Linked DNA regions of Homo sapiens: region 2 is linked to region 1. Evidence: read pairs that join two places in POLR2A ChIA-PET (ENCODE). Cell type or tissue: OCI-LY7. All regions are shown on one strand. Each heading gives the region's core, and the rest is flanking DNA. Links, peaks and the distances in the headings are about the cores only.

Region 1 (5,794 bases), core at 866-4,865:
ACATGCAGAGAAGGGTGGACTGGATGTGAGATACATAGGGGGCTGTGGGCATAGGAGAGGTGGTGGGATAGGGTGAGGATCAGAAAGACCTAGGAGGTGTTTCCTAGCTCTGCTCTAGTTGGGCAAATCTCTTAATTACTCTCAGCCTCAGTTTCCTCATCGGTAAAATGTACGTATATCTGAGAAAGAGATAGTTATTATCCTCATTTTACAGATGACGAATCCCAGGCTCAGAGAAGTTATCTTGCTCAAGAATTCATTAGAGAAAGCAGAGTCAGGATTCAAGCCCAGGCAGTCTGACTCCAGAGCTGGAGTTCTTTATTGCTAAGAATCACTAGTGGGATGGGAGTGTGCAGAATGAGTGGGGGGAGAAGGATATACGTTTAACACACTTAATACATCCGCTGTTAAATGTTTCCTGATTTCCAAGTTGTTAAAAGGAGAGTAAGTGTGTTTTAGCATGAAGGAAACACGGTGCTGTGGGTGGGCAGGAAGGATGAGGAACAGAGAATGATCCCCGACTCTCTTATGCTGTTTCTTTCTTGGGTTTACAGCCTTGGGCAGGCCCCAAGTAGAACAGCCACGTAAACGCATGCCTAGAGCGCTTGCCTCCAAGATGAGGGCATGAGCGCAGGATGCCACTAAATTTCCCTCCCCCGGCAGCCAAGGTTTTTGGGATTTGGGGGTGGGGTGCAACGGCTGCCACAGTTATTGTTCCTCCAGAGCCTCGGAGCAAGATATCCCCCCAAAGCCATATTAAATAAATAAAAGGAAATTCAGCAGATGGGAACATGAATCAATGAAAACTCCCATATGAGTGCAAAGATTTATGTCAAAAAACAAAACATCAACATCTGGGAGCTGCCGCGTCTCCTCTTGGCTGCTCGTTTGGAATGGATTCTCAGTGTCGCTTTCCGCCTCTTTCTAGCCCTGGGAGAGGACAGCAAGAAATAAAGAATGATGCCCATTAAAAATAGTCATTTTTAATCAGAAATGAACGCTGCTTTCCCCCTCAAGGCTGGAGGGAACGTGATGCAGGCAGTGGAGCTGCGGGCTCGGCCCCGGGATCGTGGGGAGAGAGAGCCCCCTGCCGAGCGCGGAGGGGCGCCCTCCCTCCCAGGCCCCGGGCCACCGTCTGGGGTCGGTTCCCTCCAGATTTCACAGCCGCGGCAGCAGCAGGAGCGCGCACACGCCCGCGCCCACTGCACTGCGGCGGTGCTCCGCAGCTCAGCCTCGGGGCCATCACGTGGGTGCGGCCTGACCCCGGGCGATTCTGGGGCCGTCTCCGCAGGCAGTTGAGCCTGCCGCTGGGGCGCTCCTCTGGTCAGGGCAAACCTGCACCTGCCTTCCCCAATCCGGGGGAAGGGAGGCGGCGAAAGAGGAACCTAGGCCTTGAGGAACGTGTACTGCGGATCCAAGTCCGCACTTAGCTCTTAAGCTGGGCCACGCGGGGCCTAAAGGGGCAGGCGTTGGATCCTGATACCTGGGTTCAAATCAACTCTGCCACCGTCAACTATGTGACCTTGAAGAAATTTACCTCCCTGAGCCAGCATTTCATCATCTGTAAAATGGGAATAATAGTACCAGTCTCCCAGGGAGGCTGTGAAAAGAAAATGAGAAACCATGCAAAATACTTAACACAGTGCACATATACATACAATTTAATAAATGTTAGCTATTATAATCAGGGATAAAAATTCAAATTCTCATCATAGCCTACACGGCTCTTACAACCCGTGCTCCTAGCTCTGCAGCCTTGGAGAGGTCACTGACCCCTTCCATCACTGGGTTCCAGCCACAATAACCTTGACTTCCACTGAGCAACCTAGTTCCTATCTGCCTCAGGACCTTTGCATCTGCTGTTCCCTCTGCCTAGATGGCTCTTTTCCACCTTCTGCTTCAACCCAGCCTGCCCTTTCTTTGGGCCTCAATTTACTTGTAACATTGTCCAGGAAATTCTTCCCGATTCATTTCTGCCCAAAATATAGTTCCTCTGCTCTATGCTCTCATAGCAGCCCAGCTTCTCCTTCCTAGCAACCTTCCTAATTGAAACGTATCATCAGTTTTGTTATGTTTCCCGTCCATCACCCCCTGGACAATTCACTCCATGAGGCCAGGAGCCCAGCCTATCTCATTCGCTGCTGTATCCTCAGTCCCCGGGACGTGACTGGCCTAGGCTCTCTATTTGTGGTAAATGACCCAGAGGGGATGGTGGGACTCAGGCCAGAGGGAATCCTGGGTCTTCTACATTGTTTCACCAGTTCCTTCCAACAGTAAACATTCATTTATTAAGTTCTTCTATATGCTAGGTCCTGTGTTGGGCACCAGAGACACAGACTCATACAATTCAATCTCTGATTTAATGGAGCTTGTAGTTCAAAGGCAGAGATGGATATGTGAACAGAGGACAACACAGATGGGGTGAAGACAGCAATGGGGGTGGTCATTCCTACAAGGACAGGGCCCTTGGCTCCAAGTGGCATAGATGGACTAAGCTAAGTGCTTTACCTGCATTATCTAACTAAAACTCACAACTATTAGAGAGGCCTATTATCATCCCCATTATACAGATGAGACATAAAGAATTTAAACAACTTGCCTAGTGTCAAAAAAAGAGTAAAAGCAGAAGCGAGATTCGAACAGGCGCACAAACATTCCGATTCAGAGCCAGAGCTCTGATCTACTTGGTCACACTGCCTGGAGAAAACAGCTGTGAGATTACCTACCTCCAACCGTCATGACTCCAGTTCTGTGCTGGATAGAGTTCGGCCCTGCCCCTCCTCGGTTCCTGCCAATAGGACTGCCACCACCCAAGAGCAGAGAGGAGGTAGGGAGAGCAGGGCTGAGGGGCGGGGAATGCATCCACCCTGTTCCACACATGGCACTTAATGAGGAATGTTCACAAGGGCGGCAAAGGGGACCTGCAGCAGCTCAGCTAAAAACAGGAGCATCTCTGACTTCCATGCTGCCAAATCCCCAGTGCTTGAGGGAGGCCCCAGCCTAAACCCAGCTCAATGCCCTGAGGGTGTTGCTGTCACCTTTCTCACCCGCTTCCAAACTTCACTGATCCTGCTACACCTCCCTTCACCACCTGGGGCTTTTTTTAAAGGTTGAATTCACATCCTCCATTTGCTCTCATAATGACAGCTCTGCCTGCCCTCCTAGAACCCAAGAGTCAGCCAGCACAGGGTTTGGAGGCTTCTGGGGGAGCTGTTCTTCAGGGCCTTCTCTGCTGAGGCCTGGCTGAGGTCAGGTACGGGGTTTCTTTGAGGATTCGATGGGACCACCTGCCTTTTCAAGTCTTCCCACCCTCCAGCTATCAGAAAGCTGCATCCTCCACTAGCATCTGGGGAATTCTGACAGGTGGATCTGAGGTCACAGCATGACATCTAATGGATAAATCTAGCAGGTGGTGGAGGACTGAACTGGAACTCAGGAAAGAGGACAAAGGTAAGGCTAATGATAGTCACCGTTTTGAGTTCTTTCTGTGTGCCAGGCACTGTGCTAACTAAGCACTTTACATGTGCTCCATTTCATAGATGAGGAAGTGAAGCTCAAAAAATTCAAATAACTTCCCAAAGTGCACACAACTGAGAAAGTGGTGGAGGATTCAAACCCTGATTATGAGGACTCCAGAACCCAAGCTCTTAACCACTGTATTTTCATTTAAGAGTCAACAGGACAGAGGGAGTTTAAGAGCAATAGGGAAAGAATGGACATCTGGACAATGCTGGTACTAGCGGTCAGAAGGAGGAAGAAGCACTGCTAGAGAGATGTAGAGACCAGGGAAGCTGAAGAGGAGACAGATTTAAGAGTCTGATGCAAAAGAAGGTGATTTTGACAGGACCCAGTGACCAACTGGGTATGGGAGTGTCTGACACCTTTGGGGTATCTGGGCAAATCATGAGAAAGCCAGACAGAAAGCCAGAGAGAAAGGGCTCACTTTGTTGCCTCCTGAGTCCATAATTCTGGTCTTTCCTGGGTCCCAGCTGTCTCTTCCCTTGGGGTTCATTAAATGTCCTGTCCACTCTTCCATACCCTGATAAAACTTTTTCAAAAGCTAGCTTCAGTGAGTTTCTAATATTTGAAGTAAGAGTCAAAACTAGTGTGGGGTCATGGGAAAACCTGAACCAGAGGAAAAAAAGAAAACAGAAAACTAGTATTGGGGAGGGCAGAGAAGGAAGCGTTGAGCCAACAATGAATTCAAGATTCCTTTCCTGGGTGGCTTGGGGAAACTACACAATAGCAGAAAAATGGAAGCAGATGATGAGGTTTTGCGTGTGACGTTTAAGGAGTGGATGGTCAACTGAGTCAAGTGCTCTGGCTCAAGGTGTCTGATGGAGCAAAGGTCCACTGGTGGTTAATGAGGTGGTCTTTGATGACCCTAGTGATCCCTGTGTCAGAAGAAAAGGGATGGAAGCTGGGAGACAAGGCTGAAAAGTGCAGGAGTCATGCAGAAATGGAAGGTAGCATGTGTGTTATTACTTAATTAAGAAATCTGGCAGTAGGGAGAAAGAAACAGAATGGTAGCTGAAAAGGGCAGGAGGATCAAGTAAAGAATTTTTCCCCCAAGATTGGAAAGGCCTGTGTATATTTCACAGGCGGAAAGGAAAAAGGTAGGAGAAAGATGTATGCTTTGGCATGAGGGTCGGGATAATTATAGAGACAAGGTTCTAAAAGGGACAGGAAGGGAATGGGACTGAGAACAGAGTTTAGCCTTAGAACAAAGGGAAGAGACAGACCTTTCCAACTGAGACTGTGTTCTTGTCATTTCCGCCAAATCATAAACACGCCTTACATTTATTTGTTTAGTGTGCAGCTAACCTCTAGGTGTACTCACAGCTGCTCTTAAGTTAGATTCTTCTTCATCATCATCAAATACAGCCACCATTTATAGACCGTGTGCCCAGCAGTTTAACTGTGTCATCTCATAAGAAGAATACCATTATCATTCCCATCATACAGATGAAGAAACTAAGGGAAAAGATATTATAATGAACTTGACCAAGATAACCCAGCTGCTAAGGGAGACAGTTGTGTTGGATGCTAGACAATTCAATTCTAGAAGCCCTGCTCTCCTGTGCTGCTTTCTGACACTTTACAGAGTTGCCTCTAGAGAGTAGGATTAGAGGGTAGAGAGCGTGTGGCAGAGGTCTGCTGTCTTTTGATATAAGCCTTTAGTATTATTTGACTTTTTACTAGAGTAGGAGCTTTTCAACGACCATTATTTATCTGAGGGGTCAAATCCACTGAGCTTGGCTTGCTCTATGCTCCCTGCCAGTGGGCTCTTCCTTAATATACGTCACACTTAAGTATAAATCGACCCCTGGCCGGGTGTGGTGGCTCACACGTGTAATCCCAGCAATTTGGGAGGCCGAGGCAGGCGGATCATCTAAGGTCGGGAGTTCGAGACCAGCCTGACCAACGTGGTGAAACCCCGTCTCTACTAAAAATACAAAAATTAGCTGGGTGTGGTGGCGCATGCCTGTAATCCCAGCTACCTGGAAGGCTGAGGCAAGAGAATCCCTAGAACCCGGGAGGCGGAGGTTGCGGTGAGCCGAGATCGTGCCATTGCACTCCAGCCTGGGCAACAAGAGCGAAACTCCAACTCAAAAAATAAAATAAAATAAAATAAAATAAATTGACCCCTGACCAACCCCATGTCCAGATCCCTACCAGGTAGGTTTTCTATGATATGTTCTTTAAAAAGCAATTAAAACAAAAATATTTGTATAAAGGCATTTGCAGTTTTATAAGAAAAATCCCAGCCAGGTGTGGTGGCTCACACCCATAA
Region 2 (5,794 bases), core at 888-4,887, 570 kb before region 1:
TCCTTCCTTCCTCTCTCTCTTTCCTCCTTCCTTCCTTCCTCTGTTTCTCTCTTTCTTTCTTTCTTTCTTTCTTTCTTTCTTTCTTTCTTTCTTGACAGGGTCTTACTCTGTCTGGAGTGCAGTGGCATGATCACGGCTCACTGCAGCCTTGACCTCGCAGACTCAAGTGATCCTCCCACCTCAGCCTCCCGAGTAGCTGGGACTACAGGCACGAGCCACCCTCCCAGCTAATTTGTTTTTGTTTTTGTAGAGATGGGGCAATTGCTATGTTTCCCAGGCTGGTCTGAAATTCCTGAGCTCAAGTGATCTGCCCACGTCAGCCTCCCAAAGTACTGCGATTAGAGGCATGAGCCACCATGCCTGGCCTGTTATTCTTTTCATCTCAATAACATAAAAATTGGAGAACAAAAATGTAGAGGCTGGGTGCAGTGGCTCATGCTGTAATCCCAGCACTTTGGGAGGCTGAGGCAGGTGGATCACTTGAAGTCAGGAGTTCAAGAACACCCTGGCCAACATGGTGAAAGCCTGTCTCTACTAAAAATACAAAAATTAGCTGGGCATGGTGGTGGGCGCCTGTAATCCAAGCTACTTGGGAAGCTGAGGCAGAAGAATTGCTTAAACCCAGGAGGCAGAAGTTGCAGAGAGCCAAAATTGGGCCACTGCACTCCAGCTGGGGCAATAGAGAGAGACTCCATCTCAAAAAAAAAAAAAAAGTAGAGGCTGGTCAAATGGTTTTACCTATAGTGCCTGTTACATATGCCTAATGTATATGCTTATGTGTGTATTCATTTTGATTTCAACATTTTGCCTGAGGGTGGAAAGCTCACCTAGCTAAATTATTATGAGCCTTGGAGTGGTATTTCTTGTCCTTGAGAAGGACATCAAAAACATGTAAAGGAATATGTCTCAGCCTCTGCGGGAGATTTCCAGACAATCTCTTCCAACAATGGAATAGAAGTCCCTTCTTTTGTCATGTTCTACAACTTTCTTGAGCCAGAAATTGTTGGCTTATTCTGCAATTTATGAAATTATTTTCACTCATGAAATCATATGAGAGTTATCCAAAATTAGACCAAAATATGTTTTATTAGAACTCAAACAAAAGAATAGATTCCTCCCTCAATATATTAGGAAAAGGCACATTTAAATGTATGAGACAACAGGGCCAGAACACAAAAGCTGTAAGCAGAGTAAGGTGTATTCTCACTGAAACATGGAAATACATCACAGAATTTAAAAGGCCCATAGCCAGGGGAGGACTTCTGAGCCTAGGACTTTGAGACCTACTTGGGCAACATAGCATGACCCTGTCTCAAAAGAAAAAGGCACGTAACTTTTAACATATCATTTTTAGAAAAAAAAATGTTTATAGTATTAGTATCACTTTCCCTGTAAGGAGAAAAAAAATTAATTAGCTGTGTCAGGGGAAATTTGGATGCTCAAAGATAATTTCTAAGAATTCTATATGAAACATAGCCTACATATGTGTCATGAAAATACACTGAGAGTATGGAACCCATACAATTCCACCTACTTGTACAGGTAATGGAAGGTCTCAGACATCCCATTTTCACTAAAAAGGATTTATTTTTATTTTTTTGAAGAATGGGCAAGAATCCACTACAACAGAAAGGGAGGAGAAGTTCATAGTAAAAGGAATGGAAAGTATAAAGGCATGATGCAAGGAAACAAGTGAAAAGGTATCTTAAGAAAACAGATAATAGGCTGTTTCGAATAGAGTATGAGTATGGGTGAGCACTGCAAAATAGTAGAATAAATTGTTGAGTTGGATCTCATTTGGTAATGCATTTGAAATAAAGGGATTTGCTTTGAACCAAGACTGGTTCTAAGCCTGGAACTACAGAATAAGTTCCAAAATTGGGTGTCTAAGAACTCTGAATACCTCTCCAATATTTACCAGTGGTCAAGTCAAACTCGTTTTGCTCATTAATGGTATAAGTCGGCTGGAGCTGAGAATTGGCATTATAGAGAATGTTTTTGAGACAGAGTCTTGCTCTGTCACCCAGGATGGACTTCAGTGGCATGATCTCAACTCACTGCAACCTCTGCCTCCTGAGTTAAGTGATTCTGCTGCCTCAACCTCCCGAGTAGCTGGCGTTACAGGTACCCGCCACCATGCCTGGATAATTTTTATTTTTTTTAGTAGAGATGGCTTGCACCATGTTGGACAGGCTAGTCTCAAACTCCTGACCTCATGTGTTCTTCCCACCTTGGCCTCCCAAAGTGCTGGGATCACAGGTCACTGCACCCAGCCTAGAGTATTTAATATACATTCATATAAAAAAGAAGCACTGGTTTCATAAAACAAATGTACATTATATGAGATTCCACTTCATAAAAGCATGTATGTGTACCCCAACACTAAATTGGCCCTTTTAACAAAATATCAGACTTTGTCCTACTTAACTGGAAAGATTATCTATATTTTATAAAGAAGAGAAATAACATAATAGTAAGGCTGTGATTTCCTCTTTTTTGCAAAAACTATTTTTGAAAAGTATTACTGAATTGATAACATATATATGGAGAGATTTAAAATACTAGATAAGGGAGCTTATTCCAATGAATTTACAGAAAGGTAGGTATTTTAGTCAACTAAAAATATAAATAAAAATTATCAATTCACTTATTTGGATACAGCAGTCATGCCAGAGTTTATAAATATAGTGAAATCACTGAAGATTTTTTTTTACCCCCAAAACTGAAAAAAATGGCAGTGTACCTTGTGAATTTTTTAAATGAAAAAAGAATACGAAATGATGAAGGCCCTTATCTGATGATGACAAACTAGAAAACTGAAATGTAAAGGGGAAAATGTGAGTATGTGTTTCCCTCCAGCAAATTAAAGACAGGGTACATAGATTCAAGAGGTTGCGCTTTGAGGATAAAAAGCTGGGCCCTGTGCAGTTTTCCAAGACAACCTCTGGGCGCCGCTGTCGACCAAAAGGAAGTGAAGGCTTCTCAATTCTGCAGGAGCGTCAGGCAGGGTGCCTTCCTGCTTTGTCCGGTGCACTGAGCACAGACGCTGCTCCTGTTCACCCTCGAGCGCCTAACTAATAAGTCCTAAGCTCAAATCACAGAAGTCCAGGGTGCTGCCATTTCTTTTTGAAAAACATCCCAGAGGAAAGAAGCTCCGCGGAGAGTTCCTGAAATGCAGAGAGCCAGAGAAGCCGAAATGATGAAAAGTCAGGTACTGTTTCCCTTCCTGCTGTCTTTGTTCTGCGGGGCCATCTCCCAGCAGATCCGATACACGATTCCAGAGGAGCTAGCCAACGGCTCACGGGTGGGGAAACTTGCCAAGGATCTGGGGCTCAGTGTCCGGGAGTTGCCAACTCGAAAACTGCGGGTTAGTGCAGAGGATTATTTCAACGTTAGTTTGGAGAGCGGGGATTTGTTAGTGAACGGTAGGATAGATCGAGAGAAGATTTGCGGAAGGAAACTTGAGTGTGCACTAGAATTCGAAACGGTCGCTGAAAACCCAATGAATGTTTTCCACGTGGTTGTTGTAATCCAAGATATTAATGACAATGCACCACGTTTCGTTGCAAAAGGCATTGACTTAGAAATTTGTGAGTCAGCCTTACCCGGGGTAAAATTCTCTCTGGATTCTGCTCAAGATGCAGATGTGGAAGGCAATTCACTGAAGTTATACACCATCAACCCCAATCAATACTTCTCTCTGTCAACGAAGGAAAGTCCTGATGGAAGTAAATATCCGGTATTACTGCTGGAAAAACCTCTAGACAGGGAACATCAGAGCTCTCATCGCTTAATCCTGACTGCCATGGATGGCGGGGACCCGCCTCTAAGCGGCACCACCCATATCTGGATCCGAGTTACGGATGCCAATGATAATGCTCCCGTGTTTAGCCAGGAGGTATACAGGGTTAGCCTCCAAGAAAACGTACCGTGGGGAACCTCCGTGCTGCGGGTGATGGCCACAGACCAGGATGAGGGCATTAATGCAGAGATCACCTATGCCTTCCTCAATTCCCCAATAAGTACCAGCCTCTTCAATCTCAATCCAAATACTGGCGACATCACAACCAATGGCACATTGGATTTTGAAGAGACAAGTAGATATGTGTTGAGTGTGGAAGCTAAGGATGGAGGAGTACACACAGCTCACTGTAATGTTCAAATAGAAATTGTTGACGAGAATGACAATGCCCCAGAGGTGACATTCATGTCCTTCTCTAACCAGATTCCAGAGGATTCAGACCTTGGAACTGTAATAGCCCTCATAAAAGTGCGAGACAAGGATTCTGGGCAAAATGGCATGGTGACATGCTATACTCAGGAAGAAGTTCCTTTCAAATTAGAATCCACCTCGAAGAATTATTACAAGCTGGTGATTGCTGGAGCCCTAAACCGGGAGCAGACAGCAGACTACAACGTCACAATCATAGCCACCGACAAGGGCAAACCAGCCCTTTCCTCCAGGACAAGCATCACCCTGCACATCTCCGACATCAACGACAATGCACCTGTTTTCCATCAGGCCTCCTATGTGGTCCACGTGTCTGAGAACAACCCACCTGGCGCCTCCATTGCACAAGTAAGCGCCTCCGACCCGGATTTGGGACCCAACGGCAGAGTCTCCTACTCTATTCTGGCCAGTGACCTGGAGCCGCGGGAGCTGTTGTCCTACGTGTCCGTGAGCCCGCAGAGCGGGGTGGTGTTCGCGCAGCGCGCCTTCGACCACGAGCAGCTGCGCGCCTTCGAGCTCACACTGCAGGCCAGGGACCAGGGCTCCCCCGCGCTCAGCGCCAACGTGAGCCTGCGCGTGTTGGTGGGCGACCTCAATGACAATGCGCCACGGGTGCTGTACCCCGCGCTGGGGCCTGATGGCTCCGCCCTCTTCGATATGGTGCCACGCGCCGCAGAGCCCGGCTACCTGGTGACCAAGGTGGTGGCGGTGGACGCAGACTCAGGACACAACGCTTGGCTGTCCTACCACGTGCTGCAGGCCAGCGAGCCCGGGCTCTTCAGCCTGGGGTTGCGCACGGGTGAGGTGCGCACAGCGCGTGCCTTGGGCGACAGGGACGCGGCCCGCCAGCGCCTGCTGGTCGCTGTGCGTGATGGAGGACAGCCGCCACTCTCCGCCACCGCCACGCTGCACCTAATCTTCGCGGATAGCCTGCAAGAGGTATTGCCAGACCTCAGCGACCGCCCTGAGCCCTCTGACCCCCAGACGGAACTGCAGTTTTACCTGGTTGTGGCCTTGGCCTTGATCTCAGTGCTCTTTCTCCTCGCGGTGATTCTAGCGATCGCCCTGCGCCTGCGACGTTCCTCCAGCCTCGACACTGAGGGCTGCTTTCAAACCGGTCTCTGCTCCAAGTCTGGGCCCGGGGTTCCTCCCAACCACAGCGAGGGGACTTTGCCCTATTCCTACAATCTATGTATTGCCTCTCATTCTGCAAAGACAGAGTTTAATTCTCTCAACCTGACACCGGAAATGGCTCCCCCTCAGGATCTGCTGTGTGATGATCCTTCTATGGTTGTATGTGCCAGTAATGAAGATCACAAAATCGCTTATGACCCTTCTTTGTCTTCGCACGTGAGTTTCTGCAAATCTAGTTAAATTTTATATATGGCGGCCGGGCGCGGTGGCTCAAGCCTGTAATCCCAGCACTTAACCAGGCTGAGGCAGGTGGATCACTTGAGGTCAGGAGTTTGAGACCAGCATAGCCAAGATGGTAAAACCCGGTCTACTAAAATTACAAAAATTAGTTGGGTGTGGTGGCACGCGCCTGTAGTCCCAGTTACTCAG

Evidence for each region. ChIA-PET counts read pairs that join two places held together with the same protein. Peaks named below come from ENCODE experiments on the same cell type or tissue, not always from the same donor. Only the 100,000 strongest peaks of a DNase experiment are listed, where the experiment ranks them.
Region 2: POLR2A ChIA-PET joins it to region 1 with 5 read pairs; 1 of 35 experiments calls an interaction of 5 or more read pairs at or near these places.

What each region holds. Positions count from the first base shown.
Region 1 is chr5:141,913,170-141,918,963 of GRCh38, forward strand. No RefSeq gene overlaps it. Among named protein-coding and RNA genes, the nearest start is that of DELE1, 7.8 kb to the right of the region's middle. RefSeq lists an enhancer at 549-1,086 and a silencer at 996-1,135. In OCI-LY7, for the core only: CTCF peaks have their summits at 1,101, 1,312 and 3,145; DNase peaks (open chromatin) are centred at 1,132, 1,292, 3,102 and 3,552; H3K4me3 peaks cover 1,343 bases; H3K27ac peaks cover 975 bases.
Region 2 is chr5:141,347,089-141,352,882 of GRCh38, forward strand. The region is part of intron 1 of PCDHGA1 (protocadherin gamma subfamily A, 1); the gene reads left to right. All of the region lies in intron 1 of PCDHGA2 (protocadherin gamma subfamily A, 2), which reads left to right. All of the region lies in intron 1 of PCDHGA3 (protocadherin gamma subfamily A, 3), which reads left to right. It overlaps PCDHGB1 (protocadherin gamma subfamily B, 1), which reads left to right and starts at 3,011. Exons shown (of 4, transcript NM_018922.3): 1 at 3,011-5,581. The coding sequence starts at 3,173. It also overlaps PCDHG@. In OCI-LY7, for the core only: CTCF peaks have their summits at 2,936 and 3,137; a DNase peak (open chromatin) is centred at 2,963; H3K4me3 peaks cover 543 bases.